Linked DNA regions of Homo sapiens: region 2 is linked to region 1. The links are chromatin loops, found by intact Hi-C in ENCODE. Cell type or tissue: natural killer cell. All regions are shown on one strand. Each heading gives the region's core, and the rest is flanking DNA. Links, peaks and the distances in the headings are about the cores only.

Region 1 (11,452 bases), core at 1,931-9,930:
AGGGATGGTGAGGGTGTCTCCCCAGGTTCTGACCTTACAGACCACTAAGCGCTCCAGCCCTGGAGTCTCTGTCCCGGGGTCTGCCTGCTGCCTCCACCTGCCCCCACCCACTCTGCAGGGCCAGCTACCAGCCAGGAAGTGGCTGGAGGCCCAGGCCAGAGGCCAGAGCGGTGGGGGCCACAGGCTGAGCCAGGACAGGGCTCAGAAAGGAAGGGTCCCCCATCCTCGACCATCTTTGTTTGCCCTATTAGGGGGAGCAATGGCGAGGGAGGGGAGAGCTGCCATGGGGAGAGAGCGGTGTCGGGGAAGGAGATGGGGACACGGGGCGGCTGGACGGAGACCCACCCACAGAGACGCGGACAAACTCAGAGATAGAGGGAAGGGGGCGGGGCGGGGGGCGAGCGAGAGAGGCTGGGAGAGAACGAGCTCGGGAGGTCCCGGGAGGCTGGGGTGGGAGAGGCTGGACCTTCACCCAAGGGGGCCGCCCCTGCCCCGCAGATTCCGTCCGACCCCTACCCCACCCTAGGGCCCCGCAGTCGGCGTCGCGCGCGCGCGCACCTACGCGCGCACACACACGCGCGCGCCGCTCCGCCGGCACCGCCCCGGGGCCCCCCCTTCCGCAGGGTCGCGCGTGCCGCCCCCCAACCCCAGCCACCCGGTCCCCTCTCCGGCCGGGCCTCCGGACCCGTAGCCGCCGCTCACCTCGGTCCCCGCGCCGCCGCCGCCGCTGCCACCGCGCAGAGCCAGAGCCGGAGCCGGAGCCGGAGCCCGGGGCCGGGGGAGGGGGCCGCGGAGGCCCCGCCCCGCCCCGCTCCGCCGCGTCCCGCCCCTCGGGCCCGCGCGGGGGCGCCCGCAGCCGCCGCAGCCCCCAGGGACTCGGGGCGCTGCAGGGGAGACTCGCCTAAGTGCGGCAAGCGGGTCCGCGGGCACGCCCACCCGGGTCCGCCGGAGCTGGGGGGCTGGCGCTTGGGCCCCCTCCCGGCCTCCGCCCCTGAGCACTGCGCAGGCTGTGGGCGGCGCCCGCCGGGGCAGGGGGCGTCCCGGGTCACCCGGCGGCCCGGATCGGCCCGTGACGCCCTCACCCCACCCCTCGGCGGGCCGCAAACGTCCAGAGAGCGCCCCCTCCCCAAGCCCCGACCTGAGCGGGGCGCTAGAAGCCGGGAGGACAAATCAGACGGTCAGACTCAGTCCCTGTCCCGGGGATCGGGGTCCAGCCGCGGGCGGAGCGGGGAGGGAGGGGAAGACGAATGGGCCTGGCACCAAAAACAGCCCAGGGCTGTGGTTCTCAAAGTGTGGCCTCCGTTAGTGCAGAGTCCCTGGCCCCACCCCGGACCTACAGAAGCAAAACTCGGGGTTGGGCCCCCTATTTTAACAAGCCTTCTGGGTGGTTCCAGAGTTCAGTAAAGTTTGAGAAGAACTGCCCTGGTGGAAACATCCAGCACCCCACATCCTGCACCCCACAACCCACATCCCACACCCCAGTGTCTCGAAAAGGGCTTCTTTTCACTCTTCACTTAAACAGCCTCACCCTGTTTAAGTACCTCTCCGTTGGTACGTGGCTGTGGTGGGGGCAGTGGGCGGGGAGCAGTGGTGTCTGTCCCAGGAATCCCCGAAAGGATTGACAGTCAGTGCCTGGTAGAAGCCGCAAGTCCTGTACCAGAGGCCAGGCTGTGGGCATTCGGGCGGTGATGGTTATGGTTATTGTGTTTTGGTGTAGTGATTGTTTTAATGTTTTAGAATGCAATTGTGCAAATATTTGTGTCCATATTCAGTTGTAAAGCTTTTTTTTTCCCCTTCCATCATTGTGCTTGTTTGACGCTAAGCCACTCATCCCCCAGAAACAGTGTTGACATGAGGCAGATCAGATGGCCGGCCTTCCTGGTGACCAGATTTCAGGACAGCAAGCATCCCGGCCAGACCCCAGGTACTCTAATGGGGTCCATAGGGCCCTGGGAGTGAGCAGCTCTGCCTGAACTGCAGGATGGGGCATCCTAGAGGGAGGAGAGGGCATCTGGACAGAGGGGCCTAAAGTGTCTGGGTGGCATCTAGACTGGGCAGACAGTGCCTGGATCGAGTACTGGGGTGGGGCTGGAAACGGCCCAAGAGGTGCCAGAAGGAGGTGGAGCTGTTCTGAGCCCCGTGCTGCCAAGAGGGATGTCCTGGCCTTGGAGGGACCTTTGAGGTCATCTAATCCAGCCTCTTGGTGTGTGACCACTAGGACCTCCCCCACTTCTAATTAAACTTTCCTTCTTTCTTTCTTTTTTTTTTTTCTTGAGACCGAGTCTCGCTCTGTTACCCAGGCTGGAGTGCAGTGGTGCCATCTTGGCTCATTGCAACCTCTGCCTCCTGATTTCGAGTGGTTCTCCTGCTTCAGCCTCCTGAGTAGCTGGGGCTACAGGTGCCTGCCACCATGCCCGACTAATTTTTGTATTTTTAGTAGAGACAGGGTTTCACTATGTTGGCCAGGCTGGTCTCAAACTCCTGACCTCAGGTGATCCACCCGCCTGGGCCTCCCAAAATCCTGGGATTACAGGTGTGAGGCAGCACGCCCAGCCTAAACTTTCTTATTTTGAGATAATTGTAGATTCACATGCAGCTATAAGAAACAGTAGAGATGTCTTGGACCCAGTTTTCTCCACTGGTAAAATCTTGCAAAATTATACTACAATATCACAACCAGGATATTGACATAGATGCCATCAAGGTACAGAACATTCCATCAGCAAAGGACCCCCCCGTGGACTTTTTATGTGCTTATCTCCCTCCCTCCTCCCTCCTGGCAAGCACTTATCTGTTCTCCATTTCTGTAATTTTATCATTTCAAGCATGTTATATAAATGCAGTCATACAGTATGTTACCTTTTGAGATTGCTTTTTTCACTCAGCATAAATCCCTGAAGATTCTTCCAGGTTGCTTTGTGTTTCAGTAGTTTGTTCCTTGCTATTGTGGAGTGGTCAGCATTCCATGGAATGGGTGCATCATAATTTGTTTAGCCATTCACTTGTCGAAGACTATCTGGGTTGATTGCCAGTTTGGGGCTATTACCAATAAAGCTGCTATAAACATTTGTGTACAGGTTTTTGTGTGAACATAAGTTTTCATTTGTCTGGGAAGAGTGCCCAGGAGTGTAATTGCTGGGTCGTATGGGAGTTGCATGTTTAGATTTTTAAGAAACTGCCAAAATGTTTTCCAGAGTGTACCACTTTGCCTTCCCAGCAGCAAAGCTTGAGTGATCCAGTTTCTCTGCATCCCTACCAGCATTTCGTCTTGTCCCTGTGTTTTATTTTTGCCATGCTGATAGGTGTGTAGTGAGATCTCATGGTTTTAATTTGCCTTCCTCTAACGACTATTGATGTTAAAGATTCAAAACGATCTTGAGAGCTTATTTACCATCTGTAAATCCTATGAGTGGTAGGTGTGTTCATGTCTTTTGCCTATTTTCTAATTGGATTTTTTTTTTAAAAAATGTTCATTAAATTTCTTTCTCTCTCTCTCTCTCTCTCTCTCTCTCTCTCTCTCCCTCTCTCTCTTTTTTTTTTTTTTTTTGATGGAGTTTCACTCTTGTTGCCCAACCTGGAGTGCAGTGGCACAATCTTGGCTCACTGCAACCTCTGCCTCCTGGGTTCAAGCGATTCTCCTGCCTCAGCCTCCCGAGCAGCTGGGATTACAGGCGCGCGCCACCACATCTGGCTAATTTTTTGTATTTTTAGTGGAGACAGGGTTTCACTATGTTAGCTAGGCTGGTCTTGAACTCCTGACCTCAGGTGATCCTCCCACCTCGGCCTCCCAAAATGTTGGGATTGCAGGCGTGAGCCACGGCGCCCGGCTGGTTATTTCTTTATGGTGTAGTTTATTCAGAAATTCATGAATTCCCTGAGAGAGAGGAGAGTTGTCTCTTTTCTTCCCCAAAGTATCTCTGGGTGTTTGGAAACAGTCTTTGGCACGTATTAGAAGGTGGCTAATAGGTATTTGTTGAAAGAATCAGTGAGTAAATGAATACATGACCCCATGGTGCGTGGTTCTGGCCACGTCATTTGTGGCGCCCCCTGCTCCCCAGATCCATTCACTGCCTACTTTGTGCTCCCTGAGGCTGACCTGGGTGGACGGCATCCCCCACCTGGTTACATTTGACCCATGGAGGCAGTTGCTGGAGATCAGCCGGAGAGAATGAGGCATTTCTCCTCTTGCCCTCTGCTGACCCTTGCAGTCCCTGCGGGTTGCATGCTGACCACAGCTCTTTCCCGGATGCTCTGCCAGGCTTTAGCTCCACTGGCTTCCGGGGGAAGCACCATTTCCTTCCCTCCCTTCTGCAGCCCCAGGGCTGGTAGCAGCTTCCCTCTTTTGCTGGCCTCTGGCTCTCCCTAACCTGCCCACGCCTCTGTGAACATGAACCACCTGGTCAGCTCTGCCTTCTGCTGGGACCCTGACTGTAACAGATAGATATCATTATTATTATTATTATTATTATTATTATTATTATTGAGATGGAGTCTCGCTCTGTCACCAGGCTGGAGTGCAATAGCGTGATCTCGGCTCACTGCAACGACTGCCTCCTGAGTTCAAGGGGTTCTCCTGCCTCAGCCTCCCGAGTAGCTGGGACTACAGGTGTGCACCACCACGCCCAACTAATTTTTGTATTTTTAGTAGAGACGGGTTTTACCATGTTGGCCAGGATGGTCTTGATCTGTTGAACTCGTGATCCGCCCGCCTCAGCCTCCCAAAGTGCTGGGATTACAGATGTGAGCCACCGTGCCCAGCCAACAGATAGATATTATTGTTGCCACTCTACAGAATTGGAAACTGAGGCTCAGAGAGGTTATACATCATGCCCAGGACCACACAGCAAGTCCTGACAGAGCCAGGGTTGAGCCCAGGCTCCCTGGCTTGGAGCCCATGCTGCTGGCTTTCAGAGGGTTTTGAGCTCTTCTCCTCTGAGGGGCCCAGGACTGGGGTCAACATGAAGGTGCCTCAGGTGACCCAGAAGGCAGCTGAGACCTGGACCCCCTCAAAGGCACGCGGGTGCCTGTCATAGCTCTGGCAGTGACCACGAGCCCATTGGCCTCTTCCTCCCTGTGAGAGCTGAGCATGTCTCTGGGGCCTGGCAGGAAACCCAGCCTGTGTGTGTTTCTGCTGCTCAGTCACGTGAGACTGTGGGAAGCTGCTGGGAGGCTCAAGTGAGGCCCCTGCCCCAGCCACAGTGGCGGCCTGACCTCACATTTCCTTCGCTTCTTCTCTGAGTGAGCAGATGTGGCCAGCACCCACCACGTGCCAGGACCGTCCTGACACCCTGAGGGCGAGGGGGGCACCGTGGCAATGTATCGGAGGGAGAGGGCACAGGCTCTGCAGCTTGAATACTAAGGCTGAGTCCCTTCTTGAGGGACCCCAGGCTCCTTGCTCCTGCAATGGGGACCATTGCACTTGCTAATTTCACATGTTTATCCTTTCATTTATTTGCCTATCCATTGGTGGATGGAGCCGTTAAAACATAGTTAATGAGCCTTTGTTTATAGCCTGCAGCTAAGAAAAGAGCTCTGTGAATCTAAAGCCCTGTATGAAATGTAGTTCTCTGATGGGGGCGTCTGGGTACCTCCCACCACTGCCCCTGTGTAGCCTAGGCCAAGAGGGCCTTTGGTGCCATTGAAGGACTGAGTGAAAACCTGACTTGTCTGAGGGCTCTGTGCACTGGGGGGCACCCCTGGACCCTACCCTGTCCCCTGTCACCATAGTCAGGGAGACAGGCCCGACAGTGCACAGTGACTAACCCAGGGCCACACCATGTGTTAGGCAGAATAATGGCCCTCTCCTCAAAGAATTCCATGTCCTGATCCCTGTAGCCTGTGAATTTGTGGCCTCACGCACTCCTTATGGCGAGAGGAACTTTGCAGATGTGAATCAGGGTCTTGAGATAGGGAGAAGGTGCTGCATTCTCCCAGGGGGCCTGACATCATCACAAGGGTCCTTATAAGAGGTGGGCAGGAGGGTCAGAGTGAGAAAAGGGCGAAATGACAATGGGAACAGAGAGAGATTGGAAGATGCCACCTCTGTGGCTTTGAAGCTGCAGGAAATGGCCACAAGCCAAGGAATGCAGGTGCCTCTGGAAGCCAGAAGGGCAATGAGTGACCAGATTCTCTCCTAGAGCCCCTGAAGGAGCACAGCCCCACCCACACCACAGCCTCCAGAACTGTAAGAGAAGAAATTTATGGGTTTCTTTTCTTTTCTTTTTTTTCTTTCTTTTCTTTCTTTTTTTTTTTTTTTTTTTTTTTTTTGAGATGGAGTCTTGCTGTGTTGCCCAGGCTGGAGTGCAATAGTGTGATCTCAGCTCACTGCAACCTCTGCCTCCCAGGTTCAAGCAATTCTCCTGCCTCAGCCTCCTGAGTAGCTGGGATTACCACGCCCAGCTAATTTTTGTATTTTTAGTAGAAATGGGGTTTCCCTATGTTGGCCAGGCTGGTCTCAAACTCCTGACCTCAAGTGATCCACCCGCCTCGGCCTCCCAAAGTACTGGGATTACAGGTGTGAGCCACCATGCCTGGCCAAAATTTGTGTTGTTTTAAGCCTCTAAGTTTGTGGCTATTTGTTAGAGCGGCCACCAGAAACCAGGATACCCGGCAAGGCTGTGACTGGAGCCTGGGACTTCTGCCACCCAGCCTCTCTGCCCGGGATGGGACCCCTGTTCCACGGCCTTCCATCCAGAGCTCCCGGGCTGTGAGATTGCCTGGGTGCTTCGAGATTATTTTTCCTTCCATAGAGTGCTTAAAATGTTACAAAGAATATTATCTGTATAAAAGAACTTGAATAATGTGGAAAAAGCTCACCCAAGCTCACCAGCGTCGCCAGCACTCACTGGCAGAACTGGAACCTGGAAGCCCCTATGGGCTCCTCCCCAGGCAAACACTGCTCCATCCTCCTGGAGGTGCTTACCCACCTGAAGCATGTGCTTTACAGTTTTACACACATTTGTGCCCACAGGGCACCTTTCATGGGACACTCGTGCCAGCCAGGGGTGTGTAAGGAAGATGGAGACTCTGTCCCAAACAGGGCTGCAGCGTCTCCTGAGAGAGGTGAAAATGACCTCAGAAGCCAGTTTCTGATGACAGGCCGGACAGGGAAGCAGCTCTCAGCCTCTGCCTGGGGCTCCTGGAACACCTGCTACCTCGACTCTCAGGCCTCACCCCTGCCACCCTGACCACCCCGCCCCCTGCAGCTGCTGAAGGGCCCTTCCTCTTGACTTGCAGATCTGACTGTGATTGAAAGGTAGTGTCTGTGCAGGAAGGGGACCATCACACACCGGGGCCTGTTGTGGGGTGGGGTGAGGGGGAGGGTTAGCATTAGGAGATATACCTAATGTTAATTGCAGCACACCAACATGGCACATGTATACATATGTAACAAACCTGCACGTTGTGCACATGTACCCTAAAACTTAAAGTATAATAAAAAAAAAGAAAGGTAGTGTCTGTGTAGCATTTTGTGATTTGAAGGGGAAATAAAGTTTTCTGAATAATAACGACATGACCTTTGTGTGTATTTTCCCCATCGTGTGCTCTGCTTTTCTTTTGCGTTTTAGCTTCTCAGACATGACCTTTGGTCTCAGATGCTCAGCTTGGTGGCAGCACTTCACATGCAGGGGTGAAGGGAGGTCCTCAGCCCTGGCCACGCAGGGGTGAATTCCAGAGCATAACAAGCAGGAGCAGCTGTTGCTGTGCCCTCCTCACCTCCTTCTCTTCCCTTCTAGGGTGGAAAGTCCTCGAAAGCAAGGATCCTGGCTCTCGGCTCTGTGTCAGCTCTGTGTATACAGCACAGGGCTTGGCACACCGTAGGTGCTTGGTGAACATCTGGGGAATGAAAGATACCTTGCAGATTCATATAAATGCCTCACCTGTGCCTCATAGTTGAGCACCACATCTGTCCACCACACCTGTGTGCCCCATCTCTGCATCACTCCTGGGCATCACACCTGAGTACCACATATGTGCACCACACCTGTGTGCCGAGCTCAGGTTGGCAAGTGGAGTGAGAGTAGTCTGTGGGAGCTGGAAGAGACTCGGACTCCAGCCAGGCCTGAGGACCCCACCCTCTGCTCCCAGCCCAGGGCTGGTCGGGTTGGGGGAGCTTGCCCCTCGGCTGTGTCTCTCTCAGGAGGTTCTGGGCTCCTTTGGACTCTGGAAGTGCCAGCTCCACCTTGGGGGCTGATACGGTTGGAGTGTTTGTCTCCTCCAAATCTCCTGTTGAAAAGTGATTCCTAGCGCGGGAGCTGGGGGCTGGCGGGAGGGATTGGCTCATGGGGGCGGATCCCTCATGAATGGTTTAGCGCGGGAGCTGGGGGCTGGCGGGAGGGGATTGGCTCATGGGGGCGGATCCCTCATGAATGGTTTAGCGCCACCTCCTTGGTGACGAGTGAGCTCTTGTTTCATTGATTCACAGGAGATCTGGTTGGTTAAAAGTCTGGGATGCCCTCTCCTTGGCTTCTTGCTTCCACTCTTGCCAGGTGAGATGCCTGCTCCCTCTTTGCCTCTCACCATGATTGGAAGCTTCCTGAGGCCTCCCCAGAAGCAGCTGCCAGCACCAGGCTTCCTGTACACCCTGTCGGACTGTGAGCCAATTAAACCGCTTCTCTTTGTACATGACCCGGTCTCAGGTATTCCTTCCTAGTAATGCAGTCGGACTAACACAGGGCACTGCCCTGTGTCACAGAATGGGAATGGAGCCCACTATCACAAACAAGGTCAGGAGGGCCTTTCCCTGGGCCCCACACAGACCTCTCACGGGGGAGAGTCCACCCCTGCTCCCAGCCATCTCCCCAGGTTTCTGGGTTTCTGATGGCTGCTACACTGCCGGGCAGCCCCTCGGCCTCACCCCTGAGCCCTACAGGAGATCCAGAGCCCCCCGAGACCTCAGGGCAGAGTTTGGCCCCTCCGCCACGCCCACAGCTGAGCCCTCCTGCCCGAGCGTGTTTGGTAATTTTCCTGAACATTGGAGGGGCCCTGGGGAGGGCCCATGTTGTGCACCCCATGGCTCTCCCCCTTCTCTGGGGAGCCCTCCCTCTCCAAACACCCGCCTGTCTTCTTGTGGACCACACAAATTTCAATGTCGTGGAGCAACAACATCAGACGAGGCCACTCCAGGACTGCGATGGGTCAGGACAAAAGCAAGACCCCTCCGTCATCGTGTCTGAGCACAGGCAACTGCAGGAGCATCGTCCAAGCCACCGAATGTCCAAACTCCCTGTGTCTCAGCAAACAGGAGTGAGGACAGCTGCTTCATCAATCACAGCCTTAGCCTCACTGCGGGCTCCCTGCCACATAGACAAGGTTTGCTAAGACCCCAGATCAGGCCGGGCGCGGTGGCTCACGCCTATAATCCCAGCACTTTGGGAGGCCAAGGCGGGTGGATCACCTGAGGTCAGGAGTTTGCAACCAGCCTGGCTAACATGGTGAAACACCGTCTCTACTAAAATACAAAAATTAGCCGGGTGGGCATGGTGGCGGGCGCCTGTAGTTCCAGCTTCTTGGGAGGCTAAGGTGGGAGAATCGCTTAAACTCGGGAGGTGGAGGTTGCAGCGAGCTGAGGTCATGCCACTGCACTCCAGCCTGGGCAACAGAGCAAGACTCTGTCTCAAAAAAAAAAAAAAAAAAAAAAACCCACGCACACAAAAACACCTGAGTCAGAGAACTAGCCCAGTTTCCCAAGAACGTTCAATCCAGAGTGGGGTCCTGAGCTTACATCTTCCCCAAATCGCCCAGCACAAGCCCAAACCCTCCACCAAGCCCTTCCCAGTGCCCCCCTTATTGAGCCTCCCTGCGTTTTCAATGGCCATGGGCTCTTTCTCACTGCAACCAGGGATAGGTCCAAGCTGTCCACCCACAGGGCTGCTCCTGTTGGTCCCTGGAGGGAGGGCTTTGGCAGTGGGGAGCCTCTCCCAGGGCCCCGAAGAGGCAGCCTTCTCCTGTCCTGACTGTGGGGAAGAGGGCAGGAGAGGAGTGAGCAGCTTGTGCCCCAGGTTGGTGGCTGTGCCTGTTGTCCAGCGGACCATCTGTGGCTGCTATCCCCATGGTGACAGGACCCGGCAGGCTCACTGGGGGAGGAGACCCAGCCCTGGGCAGTGGGCATCCTTGCCAGGCTGGGCTGGAGGAGTGGGAGCTCTAGCAGAGAGCTGCCAGCCTCCTGGCCCTGTCCCGCTGGCTCTGGCTTCAGCACAGACTCATCTGCTCCCGGGACTTGTCCCAGGGGAAAGCCAGGCTGCCTTCTGTCTTCAGCCTGGACCGGATCCCACTGGCCACAGCGGCTGAGTCTTTGGTTCAGTTTGAGGAGTGTTTGCTGGCTGCTAGGCTCTGAGTTTGGGGCTGGGGTGCAGGTGTGAGTTGGACCTGCCCTGGGGACCTTCCAGGCCAGGAAAGCCAGCCCCAGAAGTGTGACAAAGGTTGTAATACTGGAAGCCCAGAAAGGGTCTTGGGAGCTGGAACTGGAGGCCTCCCCTCTCCTTCCAGTAGTTCAGTAGAAGCTTCCTTCAAAGAGCAGATCTCAGGTTTGGGGCTCCCGGACCAGTGCGCATCCCACAGCCTCCCTTGAGCCTGGAACCTCTGGCCCTCCTTGCTCAAGTGTTCCGGGTGGGGGGGTTGCCTGCCTATGAGGGCCTGTGGCTTAGGTCCAGGCCCTGAGCCAAGGCAGCGGTGCTGGAGAGGATGAACTTAGCAGAACCCGACCTGCTGCGATGTGGGCCAGATTCCACTTCCTGAGGCCCTCTTCCTGGGGACAGTCACTCACCCCTCCCCGTGGGAATGGCTCTTGCTGCCCTGCTGCCCCTCCCACACCACAGGGGGTATAACGTGGGGATAAAAGGAGTCCGGGATGAGGCCTTTCCCTTGCAGCCAGACCCTGCCCCCCACCCCTCCAGTGTGCACTCCGAGAACCTGGCAGCGAGTCCCTGCACTCAGCCCAAACATCCTGTACCAGGGAGTGGGATTAGCCATGAGGTCGGCGGCCGGGCAGTCCCGCCAACAATCTGTCTTCAATTGCTGCTCTCAGGTTTCCCAACCAGAACAAGCCTCGCCTGTGTAGGGAACCCAGGCTCTTGGCCTGCCTTAAAATAACTCAGCATCCTTGGTGGCCTTCTGGGTGGAGGCAGCTTCTGAAGCTCTTCCCCCTTTCAGCCTTCCTGGGCCTCCCAGGACTACCCTGGACACCCCCTTCCCCAATTCAATGCTTCCTCACTGGAGCCAAGCCCTGGGTGGTGTTTTGTAGATTCCTTAGCGTCTTCTACATGGATGATCGAGTTGTCAGTGCGTAGAGACTGGTTAGGGCCTCTGAAATGAGGTGGAGTGGAAGTGACAAGAGCTGACCTCCCTGCCTTGTTCCTGAGCCCTGCGGAAAGCCTGTAGCCTCTCATCATTCACTGTGACTTTAGCTGTAGATTTTCTTCGGGTTTCTTTCCGGTTGGTGAAGTTCCTTTCC
Region 2 (11,452 bases), core at 814-8,813, 59 kb after region 1:
GTCGGGATGTGGTGGTACTCTGGACAGCTCCTAGGTGCTGGGCAGATGTGCAAGGGTTTCATTATTATGGACAAGCATTTGGAGAGCAGAGCCCAGCCTCCTGCAAGTGGGGATCTGTTCGGAGGGACAGCCTAAGACCCCCTCGGGGAAGGGCGCTGCCTGCAGAGCTACCAAGATGCTGGAAACCTTGGACTGGCCCGTGCATGAGGGTGATCTGCAGGGCCTGGCTGCTCTCTGCCGAGCCCTTAAGAAGGGATGGGGCCATGCCCAGGCATCTCTGTGTCCCCAGGGGCCCAAGGAAGGGGCTCCGTGAGGTTGGCCAAGCAGCCGAGTCATAAGAAGCTTCATTTATGGGGGACGGTGCTGCTTCCAGAACACACTCTCCTCCATCTCCTTAAGGGCAAACGACCTTATAAGGGAGTCCTGGCACCTTCCCAATTTTTCAGGCTCAAGAGAGGCTCCCTCAATGAGGCAAGCAGAGTCCCTGCCCAGAGCCCCCAACTCCACACCTCCCCAGGATGCAGGCCCAGGAGAGGCCCCCTCGATGAGGCGAGCAGAGTCCCTTCCCGGAGCCCCCCAACTCCACACCTCCCCAGGACGCAGGCCCAGGAGAGGCCACACCCTTGTTTCTCTCCTGCTTCCCCAGCATGGCCTCAAGAATGCGGGAAACAGTTCTGGAGACAGTCAGATGAGTGTCTCACTGGTATCTTCCCCTGCCCAAGGACCCCCGTACCCCACCTATCCCGCCCTCTCCAGGCTGAAGCCTCCAGGGCTGAAAGCCAGGCCACCGGTCTAGCACTTGGGGGGTCCAGGGGCCCCATCATACCCTCCCCTGCTGTCTTGTGGGGAACCAGGGTGGGAGCTGCCCTTGGAAGCAGTCCAGGAGAGGGGACACTCCCTCTGATTGTTATGCAAATTGCTGGGCTTCGCTGATTACCATACATGCATATTAATCCTGCCTGGGCTGGGATGGGACAGGCTGTCTGGGCCTCATGGCAGGCTGCTTCGGGGCTGGTTTGGGAGCAGTTGAAAAGCAAAGGAAAGGAGGCTGCCTCTCTCTGGCCCTGCTTAAGTGAAAGGTAGATGAGGGTTTTGTCTCCAGGGGCCCTGCTGGGTTCAAGGTGCCAGATGCCTGTGGAGCCCCAGGAGGGTGAAGCACTGGCAGGCACACCTGGTGGGCTTGGAGGTGGGGCATAAGGGTATCTGGCCCCAGGGCATCCTTAGCGTGGTGACTAGCGTACCCCGGGAAACAGGCGGATGGAGGGTGAGGGTCAGGGCAGGAGGAGTCCACTGCCGAACTGGAGCCTGGACAGAATGGGCTGGCCTGGAGGGCACCGGCGCTACTCTGCTGCCCAAGTTCCACACCTGGATTCTGATATCAGCAACGCTCTGGAAGGCAGGACAGAGCATCCCCATTCTACAGATGAGAATGCAGAGGCTCAGACAGGGGAAGAGGCTTCCCCGAGGCCACACAGCGGGAGAGGGCCGGCACTGGAGCCCAGGCCTGCCTCACCGAGGGGTCCCCTCAGGTCCGTTCTGTGTCATGGAGTGGGAGGCTGGCCTGACCTGACAGCCAGCAGGTGAGGGCTCAGCTCTGTCTCTCTGAGCTGGGAGAAGTTGTGGTTCCCCTGATATGTGTGGGTTTCCTCCCTGGGAGATGCGCAAATCATCACACCTGCCCACTCGGCCACCGTGAGGGTTAAACGACAGAGCTCTAGGAATATACCTCACTCTAGCTGTTGTTGCTGGTCCTGGGAGCGTAAGTCGGGCGGGGAAGGGAAATGGGGCATCACCAAGGGGTCCTCTAGCAGTGCCTTAGGATCGGGAGAGGCTGCTGTGGCTGGGACCCAGTCTCAGACATCCAGAGCCTTCAGAACTTAGGGGCCCCAAGGAAGTCACTGAAGCTTCGTTTGTGGGGGATGTTGCTGTTTCCAGAACACTCTCCCACCTCCTGGATTCCGTCGGGTGAGGTTTTAAAGTCATACTCACAGGTGCTGGGGGTGAGGATCTCAACCTGTTTAGGGGACCGCATTTGTACCCACACCTCCCTTCCCTGCCGCACCTGACCCTGTGCCCCTTTGCTGTCTAGAACCTTCCTTTCTGCCCCATTTCTGAGGCCCCTTCCCTCTGAATGCCCCTCCCAGGCCTCCTCTTGGCCGTGTGTGTTCGGGGCCTGTCCCGGCTGCCTCCGCTCTTTCTGTGCCTCTCTCTGGGTCAACTCAAATTCTGATGGCTCCTGGTATCTCCACGACCCCGACTCTCTCATCTGAGCCTCTGCCTGTGCCCTCCTGCAACCCCCATGCATCCTCAGCCTTGGCATCCCCCGAGGAAGCCCCGGGCCCCTCAGTTCACCGCAGGCTGAGCCTCCCATCTCCCCTGGGGCTGCCGTTTTAGCTGCCCAGGCCAGGCACTGGGCGCCATGTCTGACCCTCCTCCTCCTCCATCCCCATCCTCCTTCCCCACCACCGGCCATCCCTCTGCTCCACCCCTGCTCAGGTCTCGCCTCCTCCCTGGGCCCCTGCCTGCACCTGACTGTTCTGCAGCCTCCACTCTCCTCCCTGGCAGTTTGCTGATGTCAATGCTGCAGGTGGCCTAGGCACTGCTACCCCTGGGCGAGGGGGTCTCCGTTTTCCAAATCTTGCTTTTTCACCACTGGAGCCCACCTTCTTATCCTCTTAGGTTGCCACGAAACATCCAATATTTGAAAGTGTTCTATGGACCTCAAAGGGCAAGAGACACCTTAAAATGTTTGCTGGATGGCTGTAGGAGGGTAGAGCCCTGGTGGGCACACCTGGTGGTGAGCTTGGAGGCGGTAGGAGGGTAGAGCCCTGGCGGGCACACCTGGTGGTGGGCTTGGAGGTGGTAGGAGGGTAGAGCCCTGGCGGGCACACCTGGTGGTGGGCTTGGAGGCAGGGTGTAAGGAGACCTGCCTCCAGGTAGGAGGGAGGGGAAGGGAGGGAAGCCACAAGCTGCATGTGGCCGGAGGGGGTGAGGGTGCGAGGCAGGGAGGCCGGCCAGGTGGGTGCAGAGGGGCAGCAGGATGTGGGGGCTCCTGATGACACTGTCCTGTCTCTGCCCTCAGAGGCTCTGCTGCTCATGTTCATGGAGTCCCACGTCCACCAGGCCCTTTGAATCTCGAGTTTCTGGCTTCAGATGCCCCCAGGTTTCCAGAAGTCAAGATTTCTAACAAATGGACCCAAACCCCAAGCCAGCACCTGGAAGTGGCAGCAACACGGCTGTGTGGACCCCGGTGCTGGGAACCTTCTGGAGGCAGCTGGACACAGGGGCTGCCAGTGTGGAGAGGGACGCTGCTCATTTTGACATTTCATCTGAATAACGTTCCAAGTGTTCTAATGAAAGCCTCTGCGCTCCCTTTGAAATACTAGCAATTACAAAGATGAATAATTGCATGATAAATATTAATTTGCACCATCGTAATGAGGCCCAGAAGCATCCTGCTGCTAAGTGAGAATTTAGCTCTTTCCCCTCCCGGGCAGGGGAGGTGCTGCTCACAGCCCCTGGGGGATGCTGCCCTGCTCTGAGAGGCCCAGTACCACCGTGGCCAGCTCGCTGGGCGGGACAACGGCAAGCCCGAGCACCACCCTGCTCCTGCCACTACCTCGCTTGATGACAAAGGGCACATTGCTTCCTTCCTCTGGGCATTGTCTATTTGAGTTTTCCAAATAGACAATGGCGAAATTGGGTGAGATGACCTCTAAGGGCTCTGCCAACTCAGGCAGTCCAGGAGGTGACATCTAGAATTCCAGACTGCCTGTGGTCTACTGGTGGGAAATCCACCCCGTCCAGAGCCTCCCCTCCAGGCGCCCTCTCTCTGGGTGCTCCCGCTCTGCCTGGCATCTGGGAGACGAGCGGGTATTTGCTGAATGAAAAGCGATATCCCTTTGCCCAGAAACAGCATCTCACAGCTTTTCTTCCTTGGTCTTCACGAAATCAAAACTGACAAGTTGCCCTCCTTCCAGCTGAGTAAGTGTGGCCATCACACCCCACCCTCAGGAAGGAGGAAAAAGTGGCAGCTTGCAGCAGAGATGGAACATCCCCAAACCACAGTGACAGCACAAAGGGCTGCCTGTCTGGTTCCAGTCCCCCAAGTAAAGGACACCTGGAGTCTTCGCAGAGGCCGCTGCTTCCCCTAACGGCCCTGCCTTTTGGCGCTGAGTGTCTGCAGACCTTTGGCAACCTTTGCAAATATCATCCTCACAGAGGAGAGCTGCACCTCTTCCATCTTAAGCAGTGAACCCAGGATGCTTGGCGATCTTGGGGCTTGTTTTTTCCTCTAAACACCTGCTGTGTGTTTTATTGGGCAAGCCGTCCTTTCTGCGTCTGGGCTCCCTTGAGTCTGCAAACCTTCTTCTCTGAGTATCGTCCACTGCTGGATCTGATCCTCTGGCAAGGATCAGATTCCCCCTGTCTGCCACCCAGCAGGGAGCATGCGGGGCCACCGAAGGCACTTCCCCCAGAAATACAGCAGCCAGGCTCCAGTCAGGGGCAAACATGTCAGAAACCACACACACACACACGCACACACGCTACATGCCCATGAGGCTGAGGCTCCAGACCATGGGGCTGTGTGTGTGGCCTCAGAAGTGCATCTTGTGGGCTCTCTGTGCCCTCATGCCCCTCCTCCCCAGGGTGGACTCATGCAGCAAGAGAAGGGCTGTGTATGTGTGTATGTGTGTGTGTGTGTGGTATCTGTGTGGTATATGGTGTGTGTGTGTGTGGTGTGTGTGTGTTTGATGTGTGTGTGATGTGTGATGTGTGTGTGGTGTGTATGTGATATGTGGTGTGTGTGTGCAGGGTGTGTGTGGTGTACGATGTATGTGGTACATGGTGTGTGTGTGTGACATGTGATATGTGGCACATGGTTTGTGGTGTGTGGCATGGGATGTGTGTATGGTATATGTGTGCTATATGGTATGTGTGTGGTATATGTGTGTGGTGCATGTGTGTGTAATGTGTGGTGTATGGTGTGTGTGGTGTATGTGTGTGATATGTGGTGTGTGGCCTGTGGTGTGTGCGTGGTGTATGTGTGTATGGTGTATGTGGTGTGTGCATGTGATATGTGGTGTGTGCCATGTGATGTGTGTGGTGTGTGTATGGTGTATGTGGTGTATGTGTGTGACATGTGTGGTATGTGATGTGTGTGGTGTGTGTATGATGTATGTGGTGTATGTGTGTGATATGTGGCATGTACCACGTGTGTGTGTGTATGTGTGTGGTTTCTGACACGTGCCTCTGGAGCCCGGCTGCTGCATTTCTGGGGGAAGCGGCTTCAGTGCACCCCCCGGGCTCCCTGCTGGGTGGCAGACACGGGGAATCTGGGCCTTTTTGTTTTTTGCCTGTGTGGGTCTGTTTGCCTTGAGGATCCTGCTATCTTCAGCATTAGCAACACCCACCGCTTGATCATGGGTCCCAAGATTCTGGTTTGGTCGGCTCGAGGGCCGCCCGTCCTGACCGTGGGCTTGGGAGGGCGCCCCGGTCTCATCCTCACCACCTGTGTATATTGTGTGTCTTTTCCATCGCGGGCAGGGTCCTCTATGTTGATCTTGTTGAATCTCAATGAGTGAAAATCACTCCCGAAATGCATCTTGTGCGGCTGGAGCAGAGAGCAGCCCCTTGAGGTCTCTGGGGCTCGCGGAGCTCCGCGTTTCTGCAGCCGCTTCAGCCGCCCAGTGGGTTTTTGTGTCCTGTGCTAACTTGTGACTCATGGTTAAAGTTGTGAAACTGAGTCTGTGAGTTCTCCTTATGTGTGAACCACAAAAAACCATTTTTTTCCTCCTTGAAAAAGGAGGATCCTTAGCCTTCTGTGCTGGCCTGTTTGTAAGGGAACCTTTCTGCATCTGTGGCCTGCTTGGGAGCACCCTCGATTGCAGCTGTTGGAGAGCCAACGGTAATAAGAACTGAACATTCGTTTGCACTTTAGAGATTTCTGGAACAATGAGGGGTTGTGTGCCATGCGCTGAACTGTGTCCCCAGGCCCCACCAATTCTATGCTGAAGTCATCATCCTCAGGCCCTCAGAGTGTGACTGCATTTGGAGACAGGGTCTTTAAAGAGGCGATTATAGTTAAATGGGGTCACTGGAGCAGGCCCTCATCCAATAGGACCGGTGTCCTTATAAGAAGAGAAGATGATAGGGACACCAGTCCTATTGGATTAGGACACAGACATATTAGTGTGGGACAACCGTGTGAGGACATAGGGAGAAGGTGGCATCTACAAGCCAAGGGGAGAGGCCACAGGGGAAACCAACCCTGCTGACCTTGATCTCAGTGTAAGGAAATAAATCTCTGTTGCTTAAGTCCCAGCCTGTGGTACTTTGTTATGGCAGCCTCAGCAAACTCATATTTATTTATTTTAAAGACAGAGTCTCACTCTGTTGCCCAAGGTGGAATGCAATGGCGAGATCTCGGCTCACTGCAACGTCTGCCTCCTGGGTTCAAGCCATTCTCCTGCCTCAGCCTCCTGAGTAGCTGGGACTACAGGCATACGCCACCACGCCCAGCTAACTTTTGTATTTTTAGTAGAGACAGGGTGTCACCATGTTGGCCAGGCTTGTCTCAAGCTTCTGACCTCAAGTGATCTGCCAGCCTCGGCCTCCCAAAGTGCTGGGATTACAGGTGTGAGCCACTGTGCCTGGCCATATATCATACTTTAAAATTACTGGCCAGGCACAGTGGCTCATGCTTGTAATCCCAGCACTTTGGGAGGCCAAGGTGGGACAATCACTTGATCCCAGGAGTTTGAGACCAGCCTGGGCAACATGGTGAAACCCTGTTTCTACAAAAAATAAAGAATTAGCCATGCATGGTGGCGGCTTCTGTAGTCCCAGCTACTTGGGAGGCTGAGGTGGGAGGATCGTTTGAACCAGGGAGGTCGAGGCTGCAGTAGCCATGTTAGCACCACTGTGCTCCAGCCTGGGCAACAGAGCAAGACTCAATCTCAAAAATTAAAAAAAAAAAATTAGTCCTTAAAGAAGGTTCTGCTTGGGCTATGTAACAATTGCTCCAAGGGCCTGAGCATATGCTGGAGTGGGAGAGACCATTTCCAGCTGGTCTGGAGCTTCATGGCTGCTGAGAGCTCTGGAGGGTTCTAAATGTTGGGACTTGTTTTCTCCCACCCCTCAAAAGAAATGAGGGGAGTTCCACAGAGATACAAAGTGATGTGGGGGGGGGGGGCATTTGCTGACTGTAGATGCTGGCATCTGGCTTTTGCGCATTTGCAAAGCAGGTTGGGAAGGAGGGCAGATCTTGAGGGTCTAGCATCCCCTCAGAGGGGGATGTATGGGGTGGAATGCTGACATGGCCTCCACATTTCCGCCCCTGATGGATGCATCCTCCTCCCAGTTATTCAGTCAGATACAAATCTAGGTGCTGCTGTGAAGGGGTTTTTCAGATACAGTTAAGACCCCAATCAGTTGCCCTTAAGAGAGAGGATGATTAGGCAGGGCGTGGTGGTACATGCCTGGAGTCCCAGCCAGCACTTTGGGAGGCTGAGGCAGGAGGATTGCTTGAGCTCAGGAGTTTGAGACCAACCTGGGCAAATGGCAAGACCTCATCTCTACAAAAAAATTTAAAAAATTAGCTAGGTGTGTTGCTGCACACCTGTAGTCCCAGCTACTCGGGAGGTTGAGGCAGGAGGATTGCTTGAGCCCAGGAAGCCAAGGCTGCAGTGAGCCATGACTGCACCAGTGCACTCAGCCTGCGTGACAGACTGAGACCCTGTCTCAAAAAAAAAAAAAAAAAAAAAGGTGGTTCATCTTGGTGGGCCTGACCTGATCAGGTGAGCAGGTGAGACTGTAAAGAGACTGGACCCTCGAGACGGGAGAGATTCAAAGTGTGGGAGGATTTGACATGTCAGAGCTTCTCCAAGGCTGGCTTTGAAGATGGAGGGACCACATGACAAAGAGGGATGGCACCTTTAGCAACTAAGGGAGGCTCTGACCAGCAAGAACACGGGGACTCAATTCCATGCTTGGAGGACCTGGATTCTACTGCATGCAGTTGAGGCTAGAACAGGTTTCTGAGCTCCAGATGCGAACACAGCGGGAAGACACCTTGATTATAGCCTTTGTTTATTGTTATCATCATCACCATTATCATTCTTTCATTTTATTTACATTTATTTATTTATTTATTTATTTTTTGAGAGACAGGGTCTGGCTCTGTTGCCCAGGCTGGAGTAGAGTGGTACAATCAGAGCTCACTGCAGCCTCCACCTCCTGGGCTCAAGCTATCCTCCTGCCTCAGCTTCTGGAGTAGCTGGGACCACAGGCACGCACCATCATGCCTGGATGATTTTTATTTTCACTAGAGGTGGGGTCTTGCTATGTTGCCCAGGCAGGCCTTGAACTCCTGGGCTCAAGTGATCCTATCACGTCAGCCTCCCAAAGTGCTGGGATTCCAGGCGTAAGCCACTGCACCCGGCCCATTTTAGCCTTGTTGAGACCCTGGGTGGAGACGCAGTCATGCTGAGGCTGGACTTTCAACCTGCACAGCTGCGGGCTCACGAGGGCTGTGTGAAGCTGTGAAGTTTGTGGTAGTTTGTTATCTAGCATGGGAAACCGGGGACAGAATTTGGCCAAGTTCCCCCAGCGTGTGAGTGCAGAGATGGGGCCATGTCTCCCCTGTTCAGCTCAATTCTGTTGCCAGCAGCGCTTCTGTTTGGAGAAGACCCTCCCCATTGCCCCCATTGCCTTGGGTCAGGGTTGAGCTGACGCAGGGAGGGCTGGCCAGGGGCTGCTGCAGTTGCCCCAGAGAGAGGAGGTGGCCGGACGCTCCAGTCCTTCTCCCAGCCATGGCTTGGCTGAGCTGGTGCTTCTCCAAGTGGCCAAGGGAGAGGAAGAGAAACCCTTCTGGGCTAAGTCTGGGGGTCCCTGGAGAGAGTGGGCTGGTGGCACGTAGAGGGACACAGTCCTGGGAGTGGGTCCAGAGTGCTGAGATTTGTGGGGGTCATTTCACCTCCCAGAGCCTCGACTTTTCTTATCTGTAAAATAGGGATTAAAAACACGTTCCCCACAGCATTACTGTGAGAAGGCGGGTGGGGACGCCCTTTGCGAAATGAAGGGTTGACCTGTGTGATCCGGTTCTGCCGATGCTCCGGCCATGCGTGTGACCGCTGGCTGCTGTGGTTTTTCTCTGCATGTGCCGGCTGCTGTGGTTTTTCTCTGCACACGCTGCTTCTTCTGAGCCTTCAGGTCTCAGCTGAGAGGCCTCCCCCTCTGAGACCCCTTTGTGACTGCTCTGTCAAAGTTGCTTTCCTGGAGACACCTACTGTCCCTGTGGGACTCACCACGGTGCAGATTCTGTGTGACATTTGTGTGTTCCTCTGTCTGTCCCCTGCACTGAGTTACAAGCTCCTCAAGGCCAGGGCTGGCTGTGGCTTTCCTCACCAACACTCTGGGACAGTCCTTAGTGTGAAGGAGACACTCACTGAACACCTGTGGTAAAAAAAAAAAAAAAAAAAAAAAAAAGCACACACACAAAAACACCTGCCAGCTGGGCACGGTGGCTCACGCCTGTAATCCCAGCACTTTGGGAGGCCCAGGTCAGCAGATCACTTGAGGTCAGCAGATCAAGACCATCCTGGCTAACATGGTGAAACCTGGGTAAAAATACAAAAAAGTTAGCAGGGTTTGGTGGCATGTGTCTGTAATCCCAGCTACTCAGGAGGCTGAGGCGGGAGAATCATTTGAACCTGGGAGGCAGAGGTTGCAGTGAGCCGAGATCACACCTCTGCACTCCAGCCTGTGTGACAGAGCGAGACTCCGTCTCGGAAAAAAAAAAAAAAAAAGAAACACAGCTGCTGTGTTGGTGGGACTGCCCCTATTCAGCCTGTGCAAAAGTCCCACCAGGTTCTGACCCCCTGAGGCCAGGGACCGGGAAAGCTGGAGGCTCCCCAGCCAAGGGCAGGCCAAGCCCTGGAGCTGCCCGGGCCTGGGCACCCCTGGAACCCAGCTTCCCTCCCTCTTCCTGCTCTAACTCACAGCCACTTGGTGTTTTTCCACGAGAGGCGGGAATCAAAGTCTTCGGGGCTTTGAAGCTACAGAGCTAATCATTTTCAACTAATTAAAACACAATTTGCAAATATTGCTGGCAGGAGCATCCTGTCTCTGCCAGGGTTTGCAACCTGGGTCCCACTCATCTGGAAAAGAGCGTCTAGGGCTGGAGGGAGGCCATGTCCCCTCCCTGGGCCTCAGGGTCCTCAGCTCACAGCCAGTCCCATGGGTCCTGGTTTCTGAATACCCCGGGGGAGCCACTGCTCAGCCTCTGTGTGGCCACACCGGCCTCATTGCAGGGGCCCCTGCTGCCACCCTTAACCCGGGCAGTCTCCTCCACACAGCGGTCAGAGTGGCCTGTTGGGGTACACAGCAGGCCCTGCCACATGGCCTCCGCATTCTCCAGCTGCTCCCCAAGTCTTCACCGTGGTCTTTGGGGGCCTCAGGGCCTGAGCTCCGGCTCCTGGCCTCCTCACCCTCCCCAGGGCCTCCCCACCCCACTGGATCCACCCCAGGACTTGCTGTTCCCTGGGCGAGCACAGCACCACCCTAGGGTCTTTGCACCTGCTGTGCACCCCAAACTGTGGGGAACAGTTTTGCCTTCTCACCAGGCTAAGGTCAAGGCGAAGGACCCACTTGTCTCCCCCATGGCCAGGGGTGGGGGAAATGCCTGAGTGTCCCCAGTGCTCAGGGAACCCCCTCTCTGGCTTCTCAGCTCCCCACACTGCTTCCCCAGGGAGGTGGCTGGGCTATGGGTCCAAAGATGAGCTCACTTTGGAAATATGGAGGTTCTGGAAACCTGCCTTTTCTTCTTCCCCTTCTTCCTCCTCCTCTTCTCCCCTCCTTCCTCTTCTTAGCAGCCTCTTCTTCTCCTTATTTTCCTTTCTTTTTTTCTTGATGATGTCTTAGGGCTTCTGATGACAGAGGCAGAAGGGCTCCTCTGAGGATGGCTTTTAATAGATACTCACAGTCCACTGTATTCCGATGTCCCTGTGGCATCCGTTTGTGAAGGGCACCCCGTCTGTGTGTCTGTCCAGGCTTTCTCTGTCCCCCAGTGGGGTGGGGCTGGCCATTTGTTGCTGAGTCTTCAGGGCCTACCTGGACGGCCTCAGTGGGTATATCTGGAACACATGAATTACCAAGTCTACGAAATGGGCTTAGTGATGCTTCCCCTCCACCAGCAGCCTCACAGGATTCACAAAACCACCTTCAGCTGGCTACAGTTTGTTGACACGGACTGGGGCCGGGCACTGTGCCTTTTGTGCCATGGTCCTGGTCTCATTGGTGCTGCAGCTTTGTAGAGCATGAATGATCCCTGTTTTACAGCAAGGAAGTTGGGTGAGGATCCAGGGTGGCGAGCAGGGCAACGCACGTTGCAGGATCCTAAGTTCTCCCTCTTGGCGGCTGTTTCCTGTAAACCCAGGATCTGGAAGTTTCC

Evidence for each region. A loop is a pair of places that touch in the nucleus more often than their neighbours do. Peaks named below come from ENCODE experiments on the same cell type or tissue, not always from the same donor. Only the 100,000 strongest peaks of a DNase experiment are listed, where the experiment ranks them.
Region 2: it touches region 1 in a loop (5-fold over the local background); 1 of 110 quality-filtered maps calls a loop at or near these places.

What each region holds. Positions count from the first base shown.
Region 1 is chr22:44,658,056-44,669,507 of GRCh38, reverse strand. It overlaps LOC124905132 (a long non-coding RNA gene), which reads left to right and starts at 925. Exons shown (of 3, transcript XR_007068127.1): 1 at 925-1,177; 2 at 1,839-1,924; 3 at 4,509-7,508. It also overlaps a transcript of PRR5 not described here. In natural killer cell, for the core only: no CTCF peak of the experiment used is centred there; a DNase peak (open chromatin) is centred at 5,147; H3K27ac peaks cover 2,464 bases.
Region 2 is chr22:44,598,276-44,609,727 of GRCh38, reverse strand. LINC00229 (long intergenic non-protein coding RNA 229) reads left to right here. Exons shown (of 5, transcript NR_044991.1): 4 at 2,680-2,797; 5 at 3,083-3,400. Among named protein-coding and RNA genes, the nearest start is that of LINC00229, 21 kb to the left of the region's middle. RefSeq lists an enhancer at 1,820-2,525. In natural killer cell, for the core only: no CTCF peak of the experiment used is centred there; no DNase peak of the experiment used is centred there; H3K27me3 peaks cover 222 bases.